Regions from separate parts of the Homo sapiens genome. Here all the other regions are linked to region 1. Evidence: chromatin contacts called from ENCODE Hi-C or POLR2A ChIA-PET data. All regions are on one chromosome and are shown on one strand. The core of a region is the stretch at or near the end of the contact, and the rest is flanking DNA. Distances in the headings are between cores, read along the strand shown. Region 1 holds the start of THOC7 (THO complex subunit 7). Region 2 holds the start of PDE12 (phosphodiesterase 12). Region 3 holds the start of KCTD6 (potassium channel tetramerization domain containing 6).

Evidence for each region. A loop is a pair of places that touch in the nucleus more often than their neighbours do. ChIA-PET counts read pairs that join two places held with the same protein, here RNA polymerase II (POLR2A). Pooled maps may share reads with other maps.
Region 2: a loop to region 1 is called in a pooled map, with 4 times the contacts of the local background. The contact joins the promoter of PDE12 here to the promoter of THOC7 in region 1. A Hi-C loop is called at or near these places in 4 of 50 pooled maps.
Region 3: a map of CD8-positive, alpha-beta T cell shows a loop between it and region 1 (15-fold over the local background). The contact joins the promoter of KCTD6 here to the promoter of THOC7 in region 1. A Hi-C loop is called at or near these places in 1 of 168 maps with a recorded cell type or tissue (CD8-positive, alpha-beta T cell) and 5 of 50 pooled maps. POLR2A ChIA-PET finds 5 or more read pairs at or near these places in 1 of 52 experiments (HepG2).

The regions. Positions count from the first base shown.
Region 1 is chr3:63,861,505-63,865,547 of GRCh38, forward strand. THOC7 (THO complex subunit 7) reads right to left here and starts at 2,301. Exons shown (of 8, transcript NM_025075.4): 1 at 2,268-2,301. The coding sequence starts at 2,286. It overlaps ATXN7 (ataxin 7), which reads left to right and starts at 2,363. Exons shown (of 13, transcript NM_001377405.1): 1 at 2,363-2,654. THOC7-AS1 (THOC7 antisense RNA 1) reads left to right here. Exons shown (of 2, transcript NR_104326.1): 2 at 1-315. RefSeq lists silencers at 2,020-2,239, 2,570-2,809, 2,820-3,039.
Region 2 is chr3:57,554,068-57,558,110 of GRCh38, forward strand. PDE12 (phosphodiesterase 12) reads left to right here and starts at 2,207. Exons shown (of 3, transcript NM_177966.7): 1 at 2,207-3,620. The coding sequence starts at 2,313. It also overlaps a transcript of DNAH12 not described here. RefSeq lists enhancers at 1,701-2,480, 2,971-3,140, 4,037-4,043.
Region 3 is chr3:58,490,085-58,494,127 of GRCh38, forward strand. It overlaps KCTD6 (potassium channel tetramerization domain containing 6), which reads left to right and starts at 2,012. Exons shown (of 3, transcript NM_001128214.2): 1 at 2,012-2,085. RefSeq lists a silencer at 1,663-2,312.

The sequences.
Region 1 (4,043 bases), core at 1,051-3,550:
TTGTCTCTCACCAGGGCCACTGCAGAAGTAGCAGACACAGGACGCATAATAGTGAAGAGCAGGAACTCGGCAGGTGGTCTCCCTGCCTTTGACCCTCTATAACTACTATCTGTGCGACCTTAGGCAAGCTAACCTGTGTCTGTTTCATCTGTAAAATGGGGATAACAATTAGAATAATACCTAACAGCACTACGTAAACGTTAGTAAGTGGCGAGGAAACTTAGCTCCTCATTTTCTCTTCCTCTAATCATTCTGCACATAACAGAGACAGTGTGTATGTGTGTGTGTGTTTTTTTTTTTTTTAATGAGACACGGTCTCACTCTGTCACCCAGACTGGAGTGCACTGGCGCGATCTTGGCTCACTGCAGCCTCAACCTCCCAGGCTCAAGTGATCCTTTCTCCTCAGACTCCCAAGTCCTGGGACTACAGGTGTGTGCCACTGTGCCAGACCAATTTTTTTGTATTTGTAGACATGGGGTCTCACTATGTTTTCCAGGCTGGTCTTGAACTTCTGAGCTCAAGAGGTCCGCCTGCCTTGGCCTCCCAAAGTGTTGGGATTACAGGCGTGAGCCACTGTGCCCGGCATGTGTGTGTGTTTTAATGCCAATCTGATTAACACCACACCAGTGTTAAAACTTTTAATGGATTCCTATTGCCCTTAGAGATCTCTGGCTCATAACTTTCTAAATTCTAGCAATACTTGTCAGCTTTGAGTTCTTCCAACATCTTGGGGTCTTTATACAAGTGGCTACCAACCCAGAACACCAGTCCAATATCTATTTATTCTTCAAAAATGGGATTAACTTCGAGGAGGCTTTCTCATTTCCATTGATTGGATAAATAATCTTTGTTACATGTTCCTACAGTTCCCAACCTTGTACTTCCTTGTGGTAATATTTGTCACTCTTAAAACTCATTAGTCAATGTTTCTTTCCCTTCAGACCAAAATTTTGGAGAGGGAAAAGTTCTTGCTTGTTAGTTCTGGGTTGTAATCCCAAAGCCTAGTCCAGGAAGGATAAATATCCACTAAATAAATGAAACTGGAATGAAGCAAAGCTGAAATTCCACATGAAGTTCCTGGGTCTTTAGTAGCCTCCCACCTCCACTACTCTTTATCAGTCTGGAAATTTGGGCCTATCACTGTTCTTCCCATGGCCAGGCCCTTTAATGTGGAGACCCTGGTGGTCTTCAACTCTTAAGAAGTGGCCTCTCCACAGGCATTTACAGTTACCGGTCACCATCTCCTGAAAAACACCCAAGAGCCCTAGATATCCCCTTCCCAGATATCAAAGGACCTCCTTCCTCCCTAACCAGATACCTTGTAGGTTCTCCCTCCAGTTGCCAATCATGCCCCTTCCCCCAAAGTGTCACCTTATTTCCGCTCTCAGTCCATAGACCATCTCCCTTAGACTGTCCACAAACCCAGCCTTTGCCCCTCTAAATTCATCCCAGCTGACAACCACCCTTCCTAACACACACACATACATCTTTTATCGTCCTGATCTACCCTAGACGGTCTCATCACTATACTGGCTCCTCCTTACCCCCGTAAATCTCCCAGGTACACTTCCTGATCACCCTCCGGATACCTCATCCCTATCTATTCCTTTTATAAATAATTCCCTGCTCCTCCTTCTCACCCACAATCCACTCGCAGTTCAAGGCCTCATTGCCATCGACTCCACTGTCTGTGAGTGCTTCCCAATATGCCCCAGGACCCCTCCTGGTGTCACGCTCTGTATCCTGACACCCCTTGTAGACGAGTCCCGAAATTCCCGCCCCGTCCCTGGAGCTCCCACTCCCTCCCAGACCTCCACAAACCTTCCAGGCCCCCAGCCCTAAGCCCGGCACCACTGTCCACCCTTCGCGGCTCCTGGGTCCTCACCGCGCCCCTAGACAAACCCGGACTCCCTCTGGTCCCACCCGCCCTTGCACCGCTTCTAGCCGTCTCGGCCACCCACGTGTGTTCCCAGCCCACCGACCACGCTCCCGGCACACCCTATAGCCCCGCGCTGCCTCCGGGAGAGCGGACGGGGAAAGCCGAGGGTCTCCGAGGGGCGCTCGGGCTCTGGCGAGAGGAGGAAGGACTCAGGGAAGCAGCCGGGGAGGCCCGGGGCTCCGGGGAGAGGTCGGGAAGGCCGAAGCGCTCTGGCGAAGAGGCCGGGGAGGCCGAGGGGTTCCCGGAAGCGGGCCGGGAGGCCAGGGGTCTCAGGGGAGGCCCAGCGGGCCGTGCAGCGGGCGCGTGTGGCGGCGAGCGGGGCCTCACCGTCAGTCACGGCTCCCATGGCGTGCGCGGCGGCGGCGGCGGCGGCGGCGGCGCAAGCTGAGGCGGCGGTTGGCGGCGGCGGAGGTCAAACTCCCACAATGCAGCCGGGTAAACAGCCATGGAGGAGGAGGCGGCGGCGCCCGCGGCCGCCTGCTCCGACGCCTGAGCCGCGCCGCGCCGCGCCGCCGCCGCCGCCGCCGCCGCCGCGGGACCCGCGCTCCCCGCGCTCCCGGTACTCCCCGGGGGCGGCCGCGGCCGGCGCGAGTTGGGGCGAGGCTTGGCGGCCGGCGGCGGCCCCGGCTGCAGCCCGGGCTCCCGCCGCCCCCCTTGCAGCCCCCGCCCGGCCCACGCCCAGAGGCCGCCCCGGAGGCCGCAGCCAGCCGCCAGGTGAGCTCGCCCGGACGCCGCCAGGGCTGCGGGGGTGCGGCGGGAGCTGCGGGCCGCCCGCAGTCGGGGTCCCGGCTTCTTCCCCGGGAAGGTGACTGCGGCCCCGCCGCCCCATCCAGGGTGACGCTGCTAGGGGTGGGCTCGTTTCCCTGGGGGGTGGGGAGGGTGACGGGGACGCCCGGATCCGGCTGAGCCCAGGAGAGGCGGGACTAGGGGTACCGAGGGGGGCGCGTCGCTGGGGGTCCCCGCGAAGTTGGCGCCCACGCGCGCTGGGGCGGGTCTCGAACGCCGGCACTTGCGCGGGGCGCGGCCGGCAATCAAAAAAGGCCCCGGGTTCCAGGTCGCGCGGTTCCGGCCCCTGCGGCCGCCCCCTTCCTTCCTGGGCTCGGCGGGTGCGGGAAAAAGGGTGAAAGAGAAACTTGGCGACCTCCCGGAGGAGTTCGCGAAGCGACCAGGAGCGTGTTGCCATCGTCCTCACCCGGCACCCAATTCCACCACAGAGTCGGGATTTCGTCGGTGATCGTGATGGGGTGCTTTTATTTTTCTCTTTGATTTTCAAAAAATGTCTATGTGACTGTCCCTATCTTAAGGGGAAGTTGAAAGTGGGGGCGGGGGTGCTCAATGAGAAACGTTGCCTTGTGTGTAGTTGTTTGGAGCACACTGCAAATTATATTGGCATCTCTTTCCAAAAGTCACTTTGATTCAACTTCGATAGCTTTCTCGTAAATGGCACGTTTAGGTGGTGAGAGGTGGATGAGGAAACAGGCACCAGTGCAGCTGATTTGACCTCCAGTGGGATAGATACGATTAGCACCAGGATCGTGTCTCATTTTGAACCCAGGTTTGTTATTTTATTCAGCCATACCGTTGTTTTCCAATTTTCCTGTCCCCCAAGTAGATCTTGCATCTTCATATCCGGGATGAAGAAGTTGTGTAGGATAAACTTGGTTGTTTCACTTTCCTTACTAAATTTAGGTACATTCTCCCTGTTTTCCCCCAGTTCTTTCAAAGAGGAGAAGTTGCAGATGCAAATGTATTAAAGTGAAGTGTGTTTAACCTCTAGCAAGAAATATGTACAATTTTAGTCATATTATGTGAGACCAGTGACTTCAATAATACCATTACAGTGCTCTCAAGAATTAGTGCTCAAGAACTTGACTTTTGTCACAAAGACAAAAATTACTTTACATGAAGATTCTGAGATGTGACTTGCTCTCCCCTAAGGTATGAAGTTTCCGACTTTGAAAAAATACTGACCTAAACGCTGGCTGTAGGTGGGCATCATCAGACCCTGTTCATTTCCTTGGTTTTAGGAGACAGGGCACTCTAAGAGAAGAATTGTTTTAAATCTTAAGTACTACAGATTGTAAACTGAAATTGTCAATTGAT
Region 2 (4,043 bases), core at 957-3,456, 6.3 Mb before region 1:
TTAGTAGAGACGGCGTTTTAACATATTTAGTAGAGACAGTGAAATTCCATCTCTACTAAAAATACAAAAATTAGCCAGACATGGCAGTGCACACCTGTAATCTCAGCTACTTGGGAGGCTGAGGCATGAGAATCGCTTGAACCCGGGAGGTGGAGGCTGCAGTGAGCCGAGATCACACCACTGCACTCCAGCCTGGGTGACAGAGTGAGGCTCCATCTCAAAAATAAAAAAATAAAAAAATAATTACATGGAGGCCAATGACAATTACAGTATCAAACACCTTTTTTCTTGCAATTAAAACCAAATGTTTTTAGCTTTTCCCCTTTCAAGAAAATGAAAATTAAAGCTTTTCCATAATTGCAAGCAAAACAACTCTAATGGCCCTCTTAGAAGAAATCCAGAACTTCATACTATGGCTTAGAATGCACTACACAATTTGGTGGATGCATATCTTTCTTATCTGCTACTCTCCCCTGGTCTCACCTTACTCATCACACTGGACCTCTTTCTGGTCTACAGGTAAAGCAATTCATTCGTTCTTCAAGACCTTTTTTTGTTTTGTTTTGAGACGGAGTTTCACTCTTGTTGCCCAGGCTGGAGTGCAATGGCATGATCTCAACTCACTATGACCTCCATCTCCCAGGTTCAAGCGATTCTCCTGCCTCAGCCTCCCTAGTAGCTGGGATTACAGGTGTGCGCCACCATGCCCAGCTAATTTTTTGTATTTTTAGTAGAGACGGGGTTTCACTATGTTGGCCAGGCTGGTCTCGAACTCCTGACCTTAGGCGATCCACCCGCCTCAGCCTCCCAAAGTGCTGGGATTACAGACGTGAGCCACTGGGCCCGGCGTCTTTAAGACCTTTAAAAGAAATAGCAATAAAGTGCACGATTCCTTAGGCCAGGGGAGGTGGTTTTCACTTGTTATCCCAGAATTTTGGGAGGGTAAGGCGGGGGGCTTGCTTGAGGCCAGGAGTTCGCGACCAGCCCAGGAAACATGGTGAAGCCCTTCTCTACTAAAATACAAAAATTAGCTGGGCGTGGTGGTGTGTGCCTGTAGTCCCAGCTACTTGGGAGGCTGAGGCACGAGAATCGCTTGAACTCTGGAAGCCGAAGTTGCAGTAAGCCAAGATCGCACAGCTGCACTCCAGCTTGGGTGAAAGAGCAAGGCCCTACCTAAAAAATAAAAAAATAAAATAAACAGATAAACAACTATTTCTTAATATATGCCCCATTATTATTCCTTATCTGAAATTGAATTTAACTGAGATCCTGTAATTTTATTTGTTAAATGTAGTAACTAAATAGAGTCTTCCTATTTACTAACTAAAAATAAACACTGGGTGGCTCTTGCCTGTTTGTACTTGAGAGGGTTAGGCGGGAGGATCGCACGAGCCCTGGAGTTCGAGGGGGCAGTGAGCTATGATCAGGCCACTGCACTCCAGCTTGGGCGTCAAAGTGACAACCTGTCTCTAATAAAAAATAACAAACAGCCTTCCGCAGTTTGTCAGTACTATTTCTTTCTGCCAATTAATAGTTGTGTGACCCTGAGCAGGTAATATCTCGGGACTCTGCATCTGTAAAGCGATGGATAAAGAGACCTACCTCATAAGAACTATGAGGCTTAAATAAGATAGTGTGTGTAGCGTTTCTCGCATAGTCTGCGCTCACTAAACGGAGTTATTGTATATCGTTCGTTGTTAACTACCACAAAGGCTCTGCTCAGAGGTGCGTAGGCGCTGGCTCAGCCTGGGGTGAACCCACCAGGCCACCGAAACGAGCGATCAGGGTCGGCAAAGCTGTGGAGATGAAATGGGCAACACCTTCCACACTGCGAGTAAAGCTCGCAATCCGGGTGGAGGCCTCCACGTCCTAGCGCAGTCCAGTCCCGGGCGCAGGGAGGAGAGCTGGTCAGCCAAGATTCCAAGACAGGTGTCCACCTCCTCCAACGAAGCGGAACACGTGACACCACCCTATCCACTTCCGGCTTGGAGGGCATGCCCTCCCGTCACCAGCATGCACTTTCGACAAAACCGTGGAATCTAGTATTTTCCTCTGACACCTTTATATTTTCTTCACTTCCCTATAATTCTGACCTATCGTGTAGGTAAAAATTAATCTTCAGAGTATTACAGACATGCGTGCCCACGCGCTAGGCGAAAGTGCGAGTCGGAAGCACTTCATTCCCTCTCTTCGCTAGCCGGAAGTCGCGAGATCTGAATGAGTCAAAGCCGGCGGCCTCGGCTCCTCAGCTCCACCTGACAGTAGGCCGCTGATCGGCCGCGGGTCTTGTCGACCGCTAGGCCACCAGGTTCATGTGGAGGCTCCCAGGCGCCCGCGCCGCGCTTCGGGTGATCCGGACGGCGGTGGAGAAGCTGAGCCGGGCTGAAGCGGGGAGCCAGACAGCGGCGGGAGCGATGGAGCGCGCTGTAGTGCGCTGCGTACCTTCGGAACCCAAGCTGAGCCTGTCATTCGCTTTGGCTGATGGTAGCCACAAGAACATGCAGCGCGACCAGAGCGAGCCGCTGGGTCGAGTCCTCAGCCGCATCGCTACCAATGCCCTAAAGGGTCACGCTAAGGCGGCCGCCGCCAAGAAGAGCAGGAAGAGCCGGCCGAATGCTAGCGGCGGTGCGGCCTGTTCAGGGCCGGGGCCTGAGCCGGCTGTGTTCTGCGAGCCCGTGGTGAAGCTGTACTACCGGGAAGAGGCAGTGGCTGAGGACGTGCTCAACGTGGATGCCTGGCAAGACGGCGCGGTGCTGCAGATCGGCGATGTTAAGTACAAGGTGGAGCGCAACCCGCCCGCCTTCACCGAACTGCAGTTGCCGCGCTACATCATGGCCGGGTTCCCTGTGTGCCCCAAACTCAGCCTCGAATTTGGGGATCCCGCCAGCTCCCTTTTCCGCTGGTATAAGGAAGCCAAGCCCGGAGCGGCGGAGCCCGAGGTCGGTGTCCCCTCGTCATTGTCTCCCTCCTCACCTTCTTCTTCTTGGACTGAGACTGATGTGGAGGAGCGTGTCTACACCCCGTCCAATGCCGACATCGGGCTAAGGCTCAAGCTTCACTGCACCCCAGGCGATGGGCAGCGCTTTGGGCACAGCCGGGAGTTGGAAAGTGTGTGTGTGGTAGAGGCTGGGCCTGGCACCTGCACTTTTGACCACCGGCATCTCTACACGAAGAAGGTGACTGAGGACGCTCTCATCCGCACTGTCTCTTACAACATCCTGGCAGACACGTACGCGCAGACTGAGTTCTCGCGAACGGTTCTGTACCCATACTGTGCCCCCTACGCCCTGGAGCTCGACTACCGCCAGAACCTTATCCAGAAGGAACTCACCGGCTACAACGCCGATGTCATCTGTTTGCAGGAGGTTGACCGCGCAGTGTTTTCTGACAGCTTGGTACCCGCCCTAGAGGCCTTCGGGCTCGAGGGGGTGTTTCGAATCAAGCAGCACGAAGGCCTGGCCACTTTCTACCGAAAGTCTAAGTTCAGCCTTCTTAGCCAGCATGACATTTCATTCTACGAAGCCCTCGAGTCCGACCCACTTCACAAAGAACTGCTGGAGAAACTAGTTTTGTACCCATCAGCGCAGGAGAAGGTGCTCCAGAGATCTTCTGTTCTTCAGGTAAAGTAGTTCCGCCCGTCTCTTCACATACTGTCCCACTTTTAGGGGCCAGGAAGGCGAGGAATGAGGTGGGGGTTAAAAGTGCGATGAAAGTATCCAGATATTGTTGAAAGGTGTGTTTGCCCTTGTATCTTCAGCACAAAGTTTACTCTTCATTCATTCAGCAGATATTTTTTGAACACCTCTGGTGTGCCTGCCATACTGCAGGTTGCCTTGAACAAGACTAGCAGGGACTTTTACAGTGCTTACAATCTAGCGAGAGGGACACACGCTAAATGCAAGAACAATAGTAGCTAATGTTTTTTACTACTTGCCAAGCACTGTTCTGGCACATTTTAAAGTACTTAAAATTTAAGAGCGTGGTGTGTTTTGAAGTGCTCCATAAATATAAACTAGTTTTTTTTAAATCATAGGCTCATTGAA
Region 3 (4,043 bases), core at 762-3,261, 5.4 Mb before region 1:
ACTCTATGATTATTTGCACAGCGAATTCAAGAGAACCTACAAACTTATTAGAACTGAAAGAGTTCACTTTTGCTGAATATAAGATTATATAAAACCCAACTGCATTTCAATAGCCATCTATCAATTATAAAATACAAAAGTGAAAGTACAATTAGCACTAGTTATAAAAATTTTAAGATAGGAGGGACTAGGTCTGACAAAATCACCAACAAAATTAATCCATCAGTTTTTATATGGGGAAATAGAAGCCCTGAGAGGGGAAATGACTCTTTCAAGGATACCCAGTAAATCAGAGGCAATTCTGGGTTTTCAGTGGCACCAAATTCTGGAGATCTGAGTATTGGGTAATTTTGGTATTGTCCTTCTATTAAAAAACAACAAAACCCAGTGGGGTGGGGAGGAGTGGGGGGCAAAAAAAAAAAAAAAGAAAAACCAAACCAAAACTCATTGTATTTTTCTGATTATAAATTCAATATTTATGTGTTCTGATTATAAATTCAATATTCATGAAAATTCAGAAGAACGTTATGAAGTAATGCCATTAACATTCCCATACTGTTATCTTGAACACGATGGTCAATGGTTTGATGTATTTCCTTCAAAATTTTTGTCTGTATATATTTATGTTTTTAAAAATAAAATCAGGATATCATGTGTACTAGTTTGTGTATTGATCATTTTCACACACATTTCCCTGTATTCTCACCTAGTCTTTGTGAATTTGATAATGTAGCACTCAGTTATGTTGATGAAGCATATGTCATTTATTTAACCTATCAATTTGAGCTTTTGGAGACAAATCAAGTATCAGATATAACTGTGATGATCATGCTGATACAATTTCAACCCCAGAGCTAGCTCACACACATGCAGACGTGAAACCCAAGTGAGTTTCTAAGGCCAGTGGTTATTCTGGTGGAGAAGGTTAAACCCAGCATCAGGTAACTGGTCCCACCGGAAGGGGACAGTGGCCTGGCTAGCAGGAAGTGAATGGACTTGGAACGAGTGGACGGATGGAGACCAATTAGCCCTGAGGCGTTAGGTGCTGCCCATCCTCTGCAGCCTTGGCTTCCTTCCTGGTGAAGTGGGGACAATACCAGCGCCAGTCTCATCTAGGGTCGAGCTCCTCCAGGCCCCAGAGCCTTTGCATGGGTCGTTTTGTCTGCTGAAGGTAGCTCTGCCCTTCTCTCCACCTGGCTGCCCGTGTTGCTGAGCTTCTGGGCCCAGCAGCCCTTTGCTGTCTTGCCCGTCAGGCCGGACCAGACCGTCTTGCCCCGGTGGCCCCGGGGGCTTCTTCACAGGCCTCATCGCAGGGTTGTCTCCCCAATGCAGGGCAGGCAGGAGGAGCTCTGGCCGCAGGTCGGGGTCCAGGTCTTCCTCGGCCACTGCGTTTGGAGCAGGGGCTCCCTTCCCTTCTTCTCCATCTAAGTCCTCTAATCATGTCCCTCCCAACACTTACGGCCATAACTTGTCATTATTTTGTCTATTAGCTGTTTCCTTGAGTCTTGTCTGTCTTCTCCTTTGATTAGGACCCGCCTCCGTCTTGGTGGCCGCTGTATCTCCTAAACCCCCAGGCCTGAGATATAGTGGGGGGCCCATACAAGTTCGTGAAATGACTAAGGAGAAACAGCTGTGGAGGCACCACCCCTGAGGACGCAGTGGGCCTGGGGTTGGGCGGACCCCAGGCTGCGGGCGGAGGCGGGACGTAGGGGCGGGGTTTCGGGGCTTCGGAGCGGAGCCTAAGGGGCGGGACTGGGGCTTCGGGGCGGGGCTTCGGGGCTGCGGTCGTGTGGTCTTGACCGCGCGGCTCCGACTGCGCTGGCTGAGTTCCTCAGGCCGCCCGCTCTCTGGCTTCCAGCCCGCGCTGCCGTTAGGGGGCGCCCGCGCTCGTGGCGCCGCGGCTCTGCTGGGAAGGCGCCGCCCGCGCCGGGCAGCTGGAGCCGCAACTCCGGGCGCGGGCTCAGTCGTCCCCTCTGCCGCCGCCGCCGCCGCCGTCGCCGGGCGCGGGCTCGCTTGTCCCCGCGCTCGCGCTCTCCGGCCGCGGGCATCTCCCGGCCCGGCCGCAGCAGCCGCCGCCGCCGCGCAGTGAGTGGGGCTGGCGCGGGGCTTGCGGGGCCGGGGTTTGGGAGGGCCGGGTTTCAGGAGACGTCTGCGCCGAGCGGCCAGGGGAGCGGGGCTGAGGAGGATCTGGGCGGGGGCTCCTGGAACGGGGCGGCGGCGGGGCCGCGTTGAGGGGACCGCGCGTCCCGGGCTGGCACGAGCCAGCAGCGGAGGTGCCCGCGGCGGGGCCTGGGCGGGGGTTCCGGGGCCCGCCCGGCGGGGATGCGCGGTTTCTGCGGGCCCGGGTTCGGAGCCCCGCGGCGCGCCCCTCGTCCGGGCCCGGAGCATCGCCCGCCCTACCCCTGGCCGGGTCGGGTTGCGGGGGCTTCGCTGGCGGGGCAGCAGCGAAGGGCGGCCCGGACGGAGATATTTGGGGTGTGCTCGAAAATGATTGTTTTTGGGAGATGGCGCTTATTAGCCACCAATTGCCCTAGTTTAAAGCTTGAGGCAGGACTCAAAACCCTGCCTTTGGGATTTTCTGCCCTGAAGAGACTCTCAGATCGCAGCTGAGTTCTTTATGCCTAGATTTGTGTGTGTGTGGTGGCGTTTTTAATGCTTGATGTCAGAGGTGATAAATGGCCATGGTAATGGGGAGCCCTGGCAGCACCTGCTGGGCTGACAGTGGTGGAGGCTGTGTCTGGGGGTGGGACGGGGAAATGAAACGTGACAGAGATCCTGTTTGGATATTCTGCCGAAGTTACCATGTTTCTGTTCAAGTATACCAGTTCTAGAACAAGTTGATGGATCCAATTTTAGGACTTTGTGATAGAAGAGGTTTGGGTGGCAAAGTGACCTGGGATGACCCGGCTCGGCTAAGAATATTTGGGGTAGCCTAAGTATCTCTTCTATATCCCCCTGGCATGTTCTTTTTTTCGCTGTCACAAATGCCCTATTACTTGAATCATCCTGGGATAGGAGAGAAGCTTGGGGACAGCATGTAGCACAGTCCTGAGCCCAAGATTGAGATGTTTTCAAATGAACGAATATGTAGCTAGGAAAAGGAAAATGTGTTTGTCAGCAGGGTTGGTAGGTTGAGAGTATTTTCTCTTTGGCCGAAACCATCAGTCCATACTGATACTTGATTTTGTGCTATGCCTTAGATATGAACGATGGAGTGGTCAGGATAGCCATGGATGCCATTCCAAAGTTTTGTGATTTGAATTTTCATAAATCATATTTTAACCAAAGCATTACTACTTAAAGGAATCTTAGGGTGAACCCTATGAATCCTTCAGTGCGCTTGGATTTTGATATTTGGGGTCCATTTAAAATGGAGTACCTGTATGTATTTGGATTCAGCTTTAACTTGGAGATAATCCCGAGTCATGCTTTAAAGAAGTTCCTTCTGAGATCAGGAGCTCAGGTGTTTGGTGAACTCTGGGAAAACTAGACACTCCCCTTTACCTGTATATAGTTCTCCCTTCTGGAGCTCTGGGAAAAGGAGGACCTGGGGAGATTTGAAGCAAATTAAGAGGCTGCCTCCTCCATATTTGCCGTCTCCAGGCCAATGCTCTAAATTACTTGTGTTCACACTCAAGTTTCTCATGTTAACCTAGAAATTTTGTTTATGCTGCTGCCACTAATGTTTTCACATTTGTCTAATACTTGCTAGTTTACAGATGGTTTTATATTCATGATCTCCCTTATTTTCTCCATTTCCCCAAAGAAGAAGCTGGGCATAAAGAGTGATTTTCTCAGGGTCTCATAATCAGTAACGGAGCAGAATTCAACTACAGGACCTCCCTGGGAACCTGTTCTCTTTCCTTGTCCTGATGTGTTACTCTTATAGGCCAATTTTTGCCTTTGTGTTGTGCCTAAATGGTGTAATTACCCCGTTTTGGGAAGGTGGTATTATCCCGTTTTATCTTGCGGAAACTGAGGGTTAAGAGGAATGTTATGATTTTGTGACTATTTGTGACAGCTTTTTAATATTAGGTCACTTT